2 separate regions of the Mus musculus genome follow, and region 1 is linked to region 2. The links are chromatin loops, found by intact Hi-C in ENCODE. Cell type or tissue: gastrocnemius. All regions are shown on one strand.

Evidence for each region. A loop is a pair of places that touch in the nucleus more often than their neighbours do. Peaks named below come from ENCODE experiments on the same cell type or tissue, not always from the same donor. Only the 100,000 strongest peaks of a DNase experiment are listed, where the experiment ranks them.
Region 1: it touches region 2 in a loop (5-fold over the local background); 38 of 42 quality-filtered maps call a loop at or near these places.

What each region holds. Positions count from the first base shown.
Region 1 is chr6:149,371,006-149,379,005 of GRCm38, reverse strand. No RefSeq gene overlaps it. Among named protein-coding and RNA genes, the nearest start is that of Gm38930, 22 kb to the right of the region's middle. In gastrocnemius, a CTCF peak has its summit at 3,639 (motif pointing right); a DNase peak (open chromatin) is centred at 3,647; H3K4me3 peaks cover 497 bases; H3K27ac peaks cover 781 bases.
Region 2 is chr6:149,123,068-149,131,067 of GRCm38, reverse strand. No RefSeq gene overlaps it. Among named protein-coding and RNA genes, the nearest start is that of Etfbkmt, 14 kb to the left of the region's middle. In gastrocnemius, a CTCF peak has its summit at 4,255 (motif pointing left); a DNase peak (open chromatin) is centred at 4,203.

The DNA of each region.
Region 1 (8,000 bases), 250 kb before region 2:
TAATCAGATTTTATTCAAATAAGTAAATCCTTTGGGGAATCACAGACTAGGAAATGAATCTTAATTAGTCTGAGCTGTGGAGAGCTCTTGGGCCTGCTTCTAGAAATTTGGCAGGAATTTGACATTGGGCCAGGATATGGAAATAGGCTCAGGCAGGAATTTGACATTTGGTTAGGACAAAGAAGTAGGATCAAGATCTTATCATCTTGATAAGTTCCTGAGTACTAAGGGGCTTTGTTTATTGCCTTGTTTGTTCCTTTATCCTTTGCATGTACTTAGAATGGTATAAAAGTGGACAGGAGAAAAATAAACCTGCTTCAGCCTCAGCACTGACTGGACTCATGTTATAATGTTGTCTAATTGTCTTTTTATTTTCAATTCTTATTCTCTCCCTTGAGACCCTGTTGACTGACTGTGCTGGCTTGGTCACTGAGCAGTCATGAAATTGCCACTTAGATTATCAAGAGCCTGGTTTATGCAAGGCCATGCATTTACTGAGGAAACCAAAGATGTGGCAATAATAATTGCGCGCGCTCTCTCTCTCTTTCTTTCTTTCTTTTTAATTAAATTTTATTTTATGTGTATGGGTGTTGGCCTGCATGTATGTCTGTGAATTACTTGCACACCTGGTACCCTGCATTAGGGTGCCATAAAAGGATGTTAGATCTCCCTAAAGCTAGCGTTATAGGCAGTTTTGAGCTACCCAACATGATACTGGGAACTGAACTTCTTCAAGAAGAATACCCAGTGTTCTTACTGTTGAAATAACTCTCCAGACCTAAGAGTTGTTCTTTTTTTTTTTTTTTTTTTTTTTTTTTTTTTTTTTTTTTTTTAAGATTTATTTGTTATTATATGTAAGTACACTGTAGCTGTCTTCAGACACACCAGAAGAGGGAGTCAGATCTTGTTACGGATGGTTGTGAGCCACCATGTGGTCGCTGGGACCTGAACTCTGGACCTTCGGAAGAGCAATCGGGCGCTCTTACCCGCTGAGCCATCTCGCCAGCCCAAGAGTTGTTCTTGTAAAGGTTATTTTCATTGATTTTGAGAATACTATCCTAGATATTTGAAGACTGAAGGCATGGGAATAAAAGGGATACACGAATAGTTGTTAGAAGGAATAATTTGAACTGACCTTGGGTTTCTTTGGTTTTAAGAAAATTACTCAGGGGGTCTTCTATTTATGGAAAATTAAAAACAATGTCCTATTTTTGGAATGTATATGCCTCAGGCAGTGAGAAGCTGTTTAAGTCAGTATTATAAAATGTCTTATCAAAATTCTTTATTTTCATTTTATTTAGATTGAGAGAGACAAACACACTGTGATTAATCTTCATTGTCAACTTAAATATACTTGAAATCACCTTGAGGAAAGCATCATGGGGTGTGACTGTGAGGGTATTTCCAGAGAAGTTTAAAAGAGGAGAGAATATCAACCCTGTAGGCAACAACATCCAGTGGATTCTTGAAATGAATGAAAAGAAACAAAGAGAAAACTAAGCACCAGTGTTTCTCTCTCTCTCTCTCTCTCTCTCTCTCTCTCTCTCTCTCTCTCTCTCTCTCTCTCTGACTGCACATGTGTCTGACCAGCTGCTGCTTCATGCTCTCCCTGCCATGACAGAGTTTCCTTCAGGGAAATTATTTTGTTGTTGCTGCTGCTGCTGTTTCTAGTTTGGGCATTTTTGAAACCCAGGCTGTCCTCAAAATCTCTTATCTCCAGTCTCACCCTCTTGAGGGCTAATAACATTGGTGTATATTATAAATAATCACTACTACCCTTGCCCAGAATAATGACTTTCCAGATTAATGTGAACTAAGCACAATCCTGAACCATGAGTTATTTTTTCCTATGTATTCACAATGGTTAGATTTCCAGAATTCAACATTTAGTAAAACTATGAAAATATTTTATTAACACTCAGCAAAAAGTTATGATTAAAGCCAGATCTTTAATTTTCACAAATATGAAAAGGGCACTAGAATAACTACTTAGACTGGGGAACAGTTTTGTACTGTGAAACTGCTCTATTATTTTTTAGTATCCCCAAATCCTACCTACCAAATGACAAAGTTGTTCATGCAAATCTGCCCATTCCCTCCACCTTAACCAGAATAGGATTCCAGAAATATAAAACTGTCCCCTACGTGTGGAGAGCAATGCTATTTCTGGGGAGAATTATTTGTAGGCATGAGATGAGGCCACATTATTATATTTGAAGTAGACAGAACCATACCTTGATTTGTATATCCCTGGTTCATTATTTTAACTTTAATCTCATTTCAGGACCCCAAAGATTTAGGGGGTGTGCTGGTTAGTTTTAAGTCAACCTGACACAATGCAGAGTCATGGGAGAGGAAGGAGCCTCAACTGAGGAAATGCTTCCATAAGCTCAAGTTTCTGGCAAGTGTGTAGAACATTTTCCTAACTAGTGATTGATGTTTGTGATGGTTTGTATATCCTTGGACCAGGGAGTGGCACCATCTGGAGGTGTGGCCTTGTTGGAATGGGTGTGACCTGGTTGGAATGGGTGTGTCATTCTCGGTGTGGGTATGAGATCTTCACCCTAGTTGCCTGGAAGTCAGTCTTCCACTAGCAGCCTTTGGATGAAGACATAGAACTCTCAGCTCTGCCTGTGCCATGCCTGCCTGGATGCTGCCATGCTCCATGATAATAATGGACTGAACCTCTGAACCTGTAAGCAGCTCCAATTAAATGTTGCTTTTTATAAGACTTGCCATGGTCATGGTGTCTGTTCACAGCAGTAAAACCCTAACTAAGACAATGTTGGAGGGTCCAGTTCTATAACAAACAAACCAAAAAAAGCAGGCTGAGCAAGCTAGGGAAAGCAAACCAGTAAGCAGCATGACTCCATGGCTGCTGCATCAGCTCCTGCCTCCAAGTTCCTGCCCTGATTGAGTTCTTGTCCTGACTTCCTTCAATGATGAACAGTTATATAGAAGCGTAAGTCAAATAAACCCTTTCCTCTCCAAGTTGCTTTGATCATTGTGTTTTTAGCACACCAATAGTTACCCTAAGACATAGAATTACAGAGTCTCGTCTATCTTTCCAATATGGCCATATTTAATAAATCTTCTCTTACTGACTTCCGCTATTAATTTGACTCATTTAATTGGCCCACTGAGGACCGATAACTGAACCTGGTTTGGGGTACAGGCTGTGGCCTCTAAGCTTGATAACAGCATGAGGCTTCAACGTTTCCCTGAGAAGGTGATACTGAGCGGAAACTTAGAATTCATTCAGGATGAAGAATTCTGAACACAACTGATATATTCAATATTAGTACAATTACTTGACCTTTTTTTTATAAAAATGAAAGGAAGTAGAAATTCTGGTATTGTATTTTGCTTCTCCATATTTTTTTCTTTCTTTTTGTTTGTTTGTGGCAGAGTCTCACTATGTAGTCCTGGCTGTCCTGGAACTCACTATGTAGACCAGGCTGGCCTTGAACTCAGAAATCTACTTGCCTCTGAACTCTTAAGCACTGGGGTTAAAGGTGTGTGCCACCATGCTGAGCCTTCATGTTTTTTGTGCACACCTCTGACTGGTAGTCTCTGGAATCTGATAAAGGATTTGTTTCTTCACATCAGAAGTCATTAAGTGACTATCACCACCTGATGGCAGCAGTGTCCCACAACTGAGAGGTCACTTCAACCATAACACTAGGCAAGAAGTGACATGTAGATCCCTACTCCTAACCACATACTGAGCCGATGGAAAGCAGAAGTAAAAAGATCCTGTCAGGCCCAATCTTTGTTATCTGAAAAATTTAAACAATTATACACATTTACAAAGCACAGAATTGAAGTGAAAGTTTCTGGTTTCATTAAAAAAAAAAAAAAACTCAGTGGTGTCACATGATGTTTTTCTGGACGCTGTCTTGGGGGAGGGTACATGATGCTTTTCCTTTCACTATCTTCAGGGTTCTACTTATATTCTTTCTGAATATCACCACCACCCACCACCCTCTCAAGTATCTGTTTTCAGCAAAATATCACATGACCTTTCTCAAGACAGCTTCCAGAAAAACATCATATGACCTTCTCACAAGACAACTTCCAAGAAAACATTACATGACACAGCTAAGGTTTTAAAAATCTGTAGGTTTACAGTCTATACAAATCTATTAGAGTAATTAATATTTTTGCTTGCTTATCACTGTTTAAAACCTTCAGGATTTTCTCCTCTAGTTCATCTTAACACACATAATAAGTTGTTGGGGACTATTGAAACTAAGCTTTATGGAAATTTCTTGTGAAGAATTTGTGGTCATTCTGTACTGGTAGTTTGGCAATTAGCAAGGAGTCTCATGTAGCTTAGCTTATTTATTGTAATGTGTAACTAGTCATAAAAATAGACCCAAGAAATTACATTTCTTGAGATTTACATAACTGCCATGTCTTAAGACTAGATTACAAAGATGTATCATGCATCAATTGTATGATCTGATGACCCTCATTGTAAAGAAACCTATACCAGTCTGGGAACACCCATCAGGTGTAGTTTTCCCTGGATGGGTTGAAACATTCCCCACCAAGCAGGAAACAGCTACCGTGGTAGCTAAGAAGATATTAGAAGAAAATTTTCCAGAGGTTCAGAGTGCCCAAGGTAATTAGATTGGACAATCGATGGTTCTGCTTTTGTCTCTTAAGGTAAGTCAGGGATTGGCAGAGATATTGGGGACTAATAGGAATCCCCATTGTGTGTACTGTCCCCAGAGCTCAAAGCAGATAGAGAAAATAAACAGAACCCCTACAAGAGACCTTGGCTAAGTTGACCTTGGAGACTGGCTTTGACTGGTTGGTGCCCCTCCCCTTGGCCCTGAACACCCCCTACCATTTTAACCTGACCCCTGTTGAGATCCTGCATGGGACACCCACTCCCTTGACCCTGGCTCTTGATCCCCACCAGAGTGACTTTTCAGGCTGACAAGGATCTTATGGTTTGATTGCAAGCTTCCCAGATCAGCCATCTGGAACTGTGGCCTAAACTTAGTGCCCTGTATGATGCAGGTACCCCAGAGGTTCCACAAGAGTTCCAAGGTGGAGATTGGGTGTATGTTAAGAGACTGTGCTGAACACTCAGAAGCAAACAATCCCTGGTGTTGCTGACCACCCCACCTCCGTTAAAGTGGATGGAGTAACTGCCTGGGTTCAATCAGATCAGCACCTGCGCCTGACACCAACTAGATAGCAGCAGACACCCAAGCAACACCCTTCTGCAAGGCCAGAGAAACTATGAGACGGCTATGGTGTGTCTTCTGGCACTGAGTCTCAGCAGCCCCAACAACCCTACCAGGGTGACTTGGCAGGTGCTCCCAGCCACTGGTGATGTGGCTTGGTCCACTACCCACATTGTATCTGGTGGCTGGACCCTGACTTTGATCCCTGATTTAGTGGTAGGCCTTGACTTCAGGGGTGTTGCTGCCCTGGAGGCACAGGGAGAAGGATTGCCTGAATGTGGGGGACGAGGGACTTGTAAATCTAAACTGCGCCTCAGAAGTGGCCACGGAGGGTGGGGCTTAGGGTGCAGACACCCAAAATTGAAGTGTCCTGTGAGAAACCCCCATATATGTGTATCCCCAAGATGGGAGAAGCCAGTATCAGGCCCATCAGTGTTAGGGGGCCAACAATTTCTTCACTACCTGAGGGTGTGAAACATCTGGAAGCACATACTGGAGACCATTCCAGGGATAAAGATTCAATGGCCAAGGTGAGAGAAGGGTTAGCCAGCCAGAAGAGAGAAGAGAGACAGAGCTGGTTTGAGTCTTAGTTTAACAGCTCCCCCTGGTTTACTACTTTGATTTCTGCATTGTTAGGACTTCTGATCATTTTGTTCCTTATTCTGACCTTTGGCCCTTACATTCTAAATCACTTGGTTGCTTTTATTAAAGCTGTCATAGGTGATGGTACAGTTGATGGTCCTAAGACAAAGATCAAGATCTAATTGCAGAGGACCAGGGATATGAGCTACATAACTATCCACAATAGCTTCAAGATTGAGGCATGCACTGGGCATGGTGGCGCACGCCTTTAATCCCAGCACTTGGGAGGCAGAGGCAGGCGGATTTCTGAGTTCGAGGCCAGCCTGGTCTACAGCCTGAGTTCCAGGACAGCCAGAGCTGCACAGAGAAACCCTGTCTTAAAAACAACAACAACAACAAAAAGCAAGAAACCAAACAAAAACAAACAAACAAAAAAACTGCATGGTATTGGTACGGTGACAGGTAGATCAATGGAATAGAATTGAAGATCCAGAAATGAACCCACACACCTATGGACACTTGATTTTTGACAAAGGAGCTAAAACCATTCAGTGGAAAAAAGCATTTTCAATAAATGGTGCTGGCTCAACTGGCAGTTAGCATGTAGAAGAATGCAAATCGATCCATTCTTATCTCCCTGTACAAAGCTCAAGTTCAAGTGGATCAAGGACCTCCACATAAAACCAGATACACTGAAACTAATAGAAGAGAAAGTGGGGAAGAGCCTTGAACACATGGGCATAGGGGAAAATTTCCTGGACAGAACACCAATAGCTTAAGCTCTAAGATCAAGAATTGACAAATGAGACCTCATAAAATTGCAAAGCTTCTGTAAGGCAAAGGACACTGTCAATAGGACAAAGCGGCAACCAACAGATTGGGAAAAGATCTTTACCAATCCTACATCTGATAGAGGCTTAATATGCAATATATACAAAGAACTCTAGAAGTTAGACTCCAGAGAACCAAATAACCCTATTAAAAATGGGGTACAGAGCTAAACAAAGAATTCTTAACTGAGGAATACTGAATGGCTGAGAAGCACCTAAAGAAATGTTCAACATCCTTAGTCATCAGCAAAATGCAAATCAAAACAACCCTGAGATTCTACCTCACACCAGACATAATGGCTAAGTTAAAAAACTCAGGTGACAGCAAATGCTGGCGAGGATGTGGAGAAAGAGGAACACTCCTCCATTCCTGGTGGGATTGCAAGCTGGTACAACCACTCTGGAAATCAGTTTGACAGTTCCTCAGAAAAATTAAACATAGTACTACCTGAGGACTCAGCAATACCACTCCTGGGCATATACCCAGAAGATGCGCCAATATATAACAAGGACACATGCTCCACTATGTTCATAGCAGCCTCATTTATAATAGCAAGAAGCTGGAAAGAACCCAGATGTCCCTCAACAGAGGAATGGATACAGAAAATGTGGTACATTTACACAATGGAGTACTACTCAGCTATTAAAAACAATGAATTCATGATATTCTTAGGCAAATGGATGGAACTAGAAAATATCATCCTGGGTGAGGTAACCCAATCACAAAAGAACACACATGGTATGAACTTACTGATAAGTGGATATTAGCCCAGAAGCTTGGAATACCTAATTCACAAAACACATGAAACTCAAGAAGAAGGAAGACCAAAGTATGGATACTTCATTCCTTCTTATAAGAGGGAACAAAATACCCATGGAAGGAGTTACAGAGAAAAAGTGTGGAACAGAGACTGAAGGAATGACCATCCATAGACTACCCCACCCGGGTATCCATCCCATATACAGTCACCAAACCCAGACACTATTGTGGATGCCAACATGTGCTTGCTGACAGAAACCTGTTATAGCTGTCTCCTGAGAGACTCTACCAGTGCCTGACAAATGCAGAGGTGGATGCTCGCAGCCGATCATTGGACTGAGCACAAGGTCCCCAATGTAGGAGTTAGAGAAAGGACCCAAGGAGCCAAAGGGGTTTGTAGCCCCCTAGGAGGAACAAAAATACGAACTAACCAGTACCCCCAGAACTCCCAGGGACTAAACCACCAACCAAAGCATACACATGGTGGGACTCATGGCTCTAGCTGCATATGTAGCAGAGGATGGCCTTGTCAATCATCAATGGGGGGAGAGGCCCTTGGTCCTGTGAAAGCTCTATGCCCCAGTGTAGGGGAATGCCAGGGCCAGGAAGTGGGAGTGGGTAGGTGGA
Region 2 (8,000 bases):
GTTCTCCATGGCCACTGGAAAGCTACACTGATCCATTGTCCTTGCCTCCCGCCAGGTGTCAGGGCAGCTTCTGAGGCCTGGACTTACCCCGTTCTTAAAGATTTAGACCTAGTCTCCTGAACTGCCAGTCTGAAGCCTGTTATGAAGTCAACCTAGTCTTCTCAGGAGCCTTCCACTTATTTTCACAATATAATTGATTTATTTCACTGGAGAATGATCAAACTTACGGTCTTCCTAAACCTGCAGATTCATTTACTCTTTCTGAGTGTATACAGGTGATCTAGCTGCCTGCTCTCAGGGACCTAGCATCAGTCATCATCTGCTGCTGCCTGCTGCCCCAGACATGTTCTGCAGATAAAAGGTGGTTCCAGCCTCTCTCTCTCTCTCTCTCTCTCTCTCTCTCTCTCTCTCTCTCTCTCTCTCTCTCCCTCTCTCTCCCTCCCTCCCTCCCTCCCTCCCTCCCTCCCTCCCTCTCTCTCTCTCCCTCTCTCTCTTTCTCTGCTTGTGTGCCTGCCTCTATCCCTTCCTCATCTCTCTTCCCCCAATAAGCCTCTTATACTAGATTTATTGTTTGGTGTCATTTCTCAAGGGTACATCTTGGCATGGCCAGGCTACACCACTCTCATTTTTATTCAATCACTGAAACCAGAAAGGTTAGAAATTTCTAGTGTGGGACCAGAGTGATGGCTCATTGGTAACTGCTTGTTGGGAAACTTGGCAACCTAACTTTGGTTAGTCCCCAGAACCCATGCAAAACTAGGAAGAACTGGGTCCATAGTATTGTTTTCTTTTTTCTTTGGTTTTTTGAGACAGGGTTTCTCTGTGTAGCCCTGGCTGTCCTGGAGCTCACTCTGTAGACCAGGCTAGCCTCGAACTCAGAAATCCGCCTTCCTCTGCCTCCCGAGTGCTGGGATTAAAGGCGTGCGCCACCACGCCCGGCTTGTTTTCTTAACATACACAATAACATTTTTTAATTTAAAAATTTTTTTCTAAAAAAGAAATTCCCAGTGTTATAGTACTAAAAACTAGTTGACATTGAGATGTTGCAATGTAAAACATGTATTTTTATGGCCAGACCAAACTTACAATCTCCTTGAGAGTAGAAGAAAGCCACACAGACTGAGAGCAGGAGCACCGTTTTATAACAAGCAAGCAAGTCACTATACAAATGGAATTTTGCATGAGAAAAGTACATGTTGTGGGGTTATGATCAGATGGTTCCCCTAACATACCATGAAACAATGGAAACAGTTTATGTGATTATAGAGGAAGAATGTAAAAACAAAACAACAAAAAAAAAACAAGTTGACCTTTAGCTGAGGATGTATCTATATAGTATAAGCATGTTAGTCATCTAGACTCAACGCAACTCCCCTGCCACCTTAACTCCACAAAGTTGGCTCTCCCAGCTCTGTCCCTTCCCCAGCTACAGCCTCCAGCTCTTTATTCATCAAAAACCACTCCTCCTTCCTGATACAAAAAGGCTTATTAGCATTGTGAGATAGGTTTCACAGTTAACCCACTTTGAACCAAACAGTAGCATGGTTATCCCCACCCCCACCCCTACCCCCATCAATCTCTTAGTAGTGCCTTTTGGCCAGATATGAGGATTAAGTCACTTCCTCAAGGGCCAGTTGCTTTTTAACATGATAATCTCAGAGAATTATTGATCCATCTATTTACACCTTTGGGGGGGGGGGTATTTACATTTAAAAGCAGGTCTTCTGGGCTAAAGAAATGGCAATACCACACACCCAGACAGCACCTGGCTCTTCCAATACAGCAATTAACAATTGAGAATACAGAGACATGCCTTCATAGCCAACCTATTCAATAAGTGTGGGGGTAGGTTACCCTAACATCTTCTTTTAGTCCAAGAAATGGCTTTATCTCTAACATCAGTAAACTATATACAATAACAAATAGCCAGTGCTCTTAATAACTGAGCCATCCTCCAGTCCCTCAAATTTGTTTTTAAATTGCAAATAGTCAAGTCTTAGGTGAAGGCATGATTTTGAGTCCTTTTCTCCTGCTGCCTTTAAACCAAGTATCATCTATAATAATGTTTCTGTGTAAAAACTTCTCCAGGCCAGGCTTGGTAGTGCAGGTCTGTGATCTGAGCAGAACTGCTGCAAGATCCAGGACAGCCAAGGCTACAGGGATAACAATAAAACACACACACAAAGATGCCCTCCAAATCTTGATATGGCATGGAATTTCTTGATATGTGCAGGATATATTCTAGCATATTGACTAATGAAGAGACATAATATTTATGTGTAATTTAAATAATGATTATACCCGGGCATGGTGACGCATGCCTTTAATCCCAGCACTCAGGAGGCAGAGGCAGGCGGATTTCTGAGTTCAAGGCCAGCCTGGTCTACAAAGTGAGTTCCAGGACAGCCAGGACTATACAGAGAAACCCTGTCTCAAAAAACCGAAAAACAAAAACAAAACAAATAAATAATGATTATTAGTAGAGGGTATTGAATGTTCCATGCTCTCCTCACCAAAGCCCTACAGAGTAGGGATCTCATCTCATTTATAGATCAGGTTATGGCCCACTGAAGCCAAGTAAGTAAAACTTCATGGAGGTCTTAAGGACTCAGACAGCTGGGCCACTGTGCTCTGCTTTTCAACAGCTTTCCTTTTCTTTCTTTTTCTTTTTTTTTAATTGGATATTTTTGGATATTTTCCTTATTTACATTTCAAATGTTATCTCCTTTCCCGGTCTCCCACCCCCACCCCCTGAAAGCCCCTATCCCACCCTTCCTTTCCTTGCTTCTATGAGAGTATTCCTCGAAACCTCCCTGCCCTCAGTTCCCCTACACTGGGACATCTATCGAGACTTCGTAGGACCAAGGACCTCTTCCCCTGTTGATGCATGACAAGGCCATCCTCTGCAATGGATGTAGCTGGAGCCATGTGTACTCCTTTGTTGATGGTTTAGACCCTGGGATCTCTTGGGGGACTGGTTGGTTGATGTTCTTCCTGTGTGGTTTGCAATCCCCTTCAACTCCTTCAGTCCTTTCTCTAATTCCTCTATTGGGGACCCCCGCACTCAGTCCAATGGTTGGCTGCAAGCATCCGACTCTGTATTTGTAAAGCTCTGGCAGGGCCTCTCAGGAGACAGCCGTATCAGGATCCTTTCAGGCTGCACTTTTTGGCATCCACAATAGTATCTCGGTTTAGTAACTGTATATGGGATGAATCCCCAGGTGGGACAGTCTCTGAAAGGCCTTTCCTTCAGTCTCTGCTCTACATATTTGCTCCTGTATTTTGTTTTCCTTCTAAGAAGAACCGTAGCACCCATACTTTGGTCTTCCTTCTTCTTGAGCTTCATGTGGTCTGTCAATTGTACCTTGGTTATTTGGAGCTTTTGGGCTAATATCCACTTATCAGTGACAGCTTTCCTTTTGAAACACAGACTTTCTTTCTTTCTTTCTTTCTTTCTTTCTTTCTTTCTTTCTTTCTTTCTTTCTTTCTTTCTTTCTCTCTCTCTCTCTTCTTTCTCTTTCTTTTTTTCTTTTTCTTTCTTTCTTTCTTTCTTTCTTTCTCTCTCTCTCTCTCTCTCTCTCTCTCTCTCTCTCTTTCTTTCTTTCTTTCTTTCTTTCTTTCTTTCTTTCACTGCCACTGCCTGGCTAACACAGACTTTTCTTACAACTCGTATGCATACTTTGAAAGTACAGAGATTCATGTAACACTCTTGAAGCTTTAAATCTTACACATTTTGCTCCTCCCACAGTATCTACCCGTAGCTGAGTCTCAGCAGATACCTGTTAACAGTCATAAACGTTTTTTGATAATACATCATTTTAAAAGTGGATTCCTGAGCTGGGCGTGGTGGCACACGCCTTTAATCCCAGCACGTGGGAGGCAGAGGCAGGCAGATTTCTGAATTCGAGGCCAGCCTGGTCTACAGAGCGAGTTCCAGGACAGCCAGGACTACACAGAGAAACCCTGTCTCGAATTTAAAAAAAAGTGGATTCCTGCTCTCCTGCTCCCTCCCTAATATGGTCTCTGTTGGTATCAGGATCGGATCTGAACCCAGTGACATCACACATAAGCGACAGAGACCATCTGCAGCCATGGCAACCGCTATACATTCCCAGGATCCACTTGGCTGAGGAGATGACTCAATGCTTAAAAGCCTGGGCTGCTCTTCCAGAGGTTGGTTCAATCCCCAGAACCCACATGGCTGCTACCATTTGTAACTCCAATTCCACGATATCTGCTGCCCTCTTCTGGCTTCTGTAAGCAATGCACACATGTGGTACAGGCATATATGCAGGCAAAACACTCATACTCAATATAAATAAAATATTCTGTTGTTCAAGGCAGGGTTTCTCTTAGTAGCCCTGGATGTCCTGGAACTGGCTTTGTAGATCAGGCTATTCTGGAACTCAAATTGATTCACCTGCCTTTTGAGTGCTGGGATTAAATCTGTTTATACCATTCACAGCAAATAAACTCTTTTCAGAAAGGAGGGAAAGCCAGGCAGTGGAGGTACACACCACTAATCCCAGCACTGGGGAAGCAGAGGCAGGCAGATCTCAGTTAAAGACCAGCTGGTTTACATAGCGAGTTCCAGGATGGCCCGGGATACACAGAGAAACCCTGTCTCAAGCAAACAAAAAATGAAGGAGAGAGAGAGAGAGAGAGAGAGAGAGAGAGAGAGAGAGAGAGAGAGAGAGAGAGAGAGAGAAGGGAAGGGCTAGAGAGATGGCTGAGTGCTTCTGAATGAGTTCCTACACAGATCAAAGTAGAAATTGGATACAAAGGACAGTGCGCACATTTTCAGGTGATTCCGGGTATGGGCATCTTCACTTTTTTTTTTTTAAAGATTTATTTATTATTACATGTAAATACACTGTAGCTGTCTTCATACACACCAGAAAAGGGCATCAGACGGTTACAGATGTTTGTGAGCCACCATGCGGTTGCTGGGATTTGAACTCAGGACCTTCAGCAGAGTGGTCAGTGCTCTTAACCACTGAGCCATCTCTCCAGCCTGGGCATCTTCACTCTTAACCGTGACAGATTATAGGCTCTGACCTTTATTTTTAGTGAACATGGTTGAGTTAACTATCCATTTGCCCACAGACATTACTGTGACACAGTAGCTTGAGCTTGTTGACAAGAAAGCTTTCCTTTCACTGTCACAACGGTCCATGCTCTGTAGATTTAATTATTAGAGGCCATTAGCTAGCCTCAAACTCAGAAATCCACCTGCCTCTGCCTCCCAAGTGCTGGCATTAAAGGCGTGCGCCACCATGCCCGACTTCATTGGGTTTTATAAAATCCTATTTCATTCAACATCTTGTGTGACTTTTTCGTCCTCCCGACATTATTAGAAATGGTTTTGCAGGCCCAGCGGTTAGGAGCACTGACTGGCCTTCTAGAGGTCCCGAGTTCAATTCCCAGCAACATGGTGGCTCACAATCATCTAGAATGGAATCTGATGCCCTCTTCTGGTGTGTCTGAAGACAGTGACAGTGCACTCACATAAAACAAATAAATCTTTAAAAGAAAGAGAAGAGAAAAGAAGGAAAGAAGAAATGGTTTTGCATCTCTGCATGAAATATAAGAGAAACAGAAGGAGGCTGAAGAGATGGCTCAGTAGTTAAGACTGCTTCTTCTGAGAGGAACAGGTTCAATTCCTAGCACCCACACGACAGCTCACAACTGTCTGTAACGTCAAGATCTGACACCCTCACACAAAGCACCAAAGCATATAAATAAAAATTAAAGAATTACTTTTAAAAAGAGGCTGTGGTGGAGAGATGGCTCAGGGGTTAAAAGCACTGGCAGCTCTTCCAGACGTCCTGAGTTCAATTCCCAGCAATCACATAGTGGCTCACAGACATCTATAATGCAGTCTGATGTCTTCTTCTGGCATGCAGGTGTACATGCAGATAGAGCACTCATACATAAATCTTGAGAGAGGGGAGATGTTGGGAGCTATTAAGACAACTCTTGATCTCTGAATTGGGCCTCTCCCCCTGAGAAGAAAAGGGGGTCAAAAGCGGGCCACCAACACATGGATTCTGAGAACCATGGGATGTTCCAGCCCTAAGTCAGCACCGGATGTCCTGACCACAAGATACCCTGATACCGCCAAGTTCCTGCTTCCCCGTGTAACTGCCTAAGAATGTGCAATTCTATTGCCCCCCCTCCCACTGATAAATACTTCACCTTTTGCTTGTATTGCCCCATCCCTCCCGCTGATAAGTATCTGTACTTCCCCGTTTCCTTGTGCAATTCTACTGCCCCATCCTTCCTGCTGAAAGGCACTTCCCCTTTTGCTTGTACATTTAAACCTCAGGCCTGGCAAATACATTTGGGGGTCTTGATACAACTTCAGAACGGTTTCCGTGTCATTATTCGTACAAGACCCTCGTCTCTCTCTACCCCGCATTTGGTTATTAGGAGGAGGTCCCCTCGAGATCCTCGAATAACTGGACCTGCTGGACGGGCCAGGGAGAGAGAGAGAGAGAGAGAGAGAGAGAGAGAGAGAGAGAGAGAGAGAAAAGAAGAAGGAGAAGAAGGAGAAGGAGAAGGAGACAAAATGAGGACACATTTTATTTAAAAGGATGTATAGGGCTGGGGAATGTAAGTCAATGGTATAGCACGTCTTAGCTATACCCAATCCCCAGCGTAGCTGTAGGTAGCTGTAGCAGTCTGAATGCTCCCTTAGGCTCAGATGTTTGAAGAGTTGGTTTTTAGTTGGCGGTGCTTTTTGATTAGATTGATGAAGTGTAGCCTTGCTGGAGGAAGTGTGCCACTGAGCGAGGGCTTCATTCCTATTTGGCTCTCTCTGCTAGGTGCTTGCAGTTCCAGATGTGAGCCCTCAGCTTCCTGCTCCTGCCACCCCACCACATCTTCACTCTGTTGCCGTGGATTCTAACCTTTGAGAACCATAAGCCAAAAATAAACTCTTCTATAAGTTGTTTTGGTCATGGTGCATTACCCAGAAAAGTGATTAATACAACAGCAAAATAAAAAATTTAATGTATACACATGTAAAAGAAACAACCATCTAGATTGGAATTAATGAAGATTTGTGGCATAAGGATTAGTGGGACATGGTGGCACAGCATAATTCCAGCTATTAGGATGACTGAAGTACGAGAACTACCTTGAGTTCAAGTCCAGCCTAGGTTACAGAGTGAATTCCAAGGCCTGCTGGGGCCACAGAGAGAGACAGAGTCTTACTCCACCACGTAAGTACTCATACATGTGTGAATGTATGTATGCATGTATGAATGAATGAGTTAGATGAGAGCATACATGAACTGAATCTACCATGCATAAGGCCCTGGGATATGTTCCTAACACTGAAAAAAATAAGCAGATGTAGTCTCCAAAGGAAACTATGAAATATCCTAGGCAGTTCTGGACTCTCTACATCTAGCCTTTGCCTCTATCACATCTGCATGATGATAAACCTTGGAACCTAGCAAGTGATGGGCTTGAATGCAGACATTTTTGCTAGTGTCAACAGTACTCTTTGAAGACTTTATGTAATGCTGTTTCTCCAAGTAAGTTAACACTTCATTTTCCTTTATTTTAACTAACAAAATGAGAAGGGTTAGGTTTGTGCCTCAGTAGTGGTGAACCTATTTAGCAAGCTCCAGGTCCTGATTTCAAGCCCAGCACTGGAAATTAAGTGAACAAATAGAACTTGTGAAAACAAGAAACAAATTTACAAGTAAAAGCAACATGTAAACCAACCCTGGTGTTGCCTTTATTTTGCCTAGTCAGCTTCTGAAGCAGGAGAAGACAAGTTCAAGGGTAGCCTGGGCTAACGAGTAAGGAAGGCCAGTCAGTGCAACCCGGTGTGACTCAGCACAAAACAAAACAGTAAAAGCCAGAGAGATGGTTCAACAGGCAAAAGAGCTTGTTGCACAAACCTAATGGCCTGAATTCTTTCTCCAGAACCTCTGGTAGGAGGAGAAAATCAACTGCTCAAAATTGTTCCTCTGTTCTCTACATGT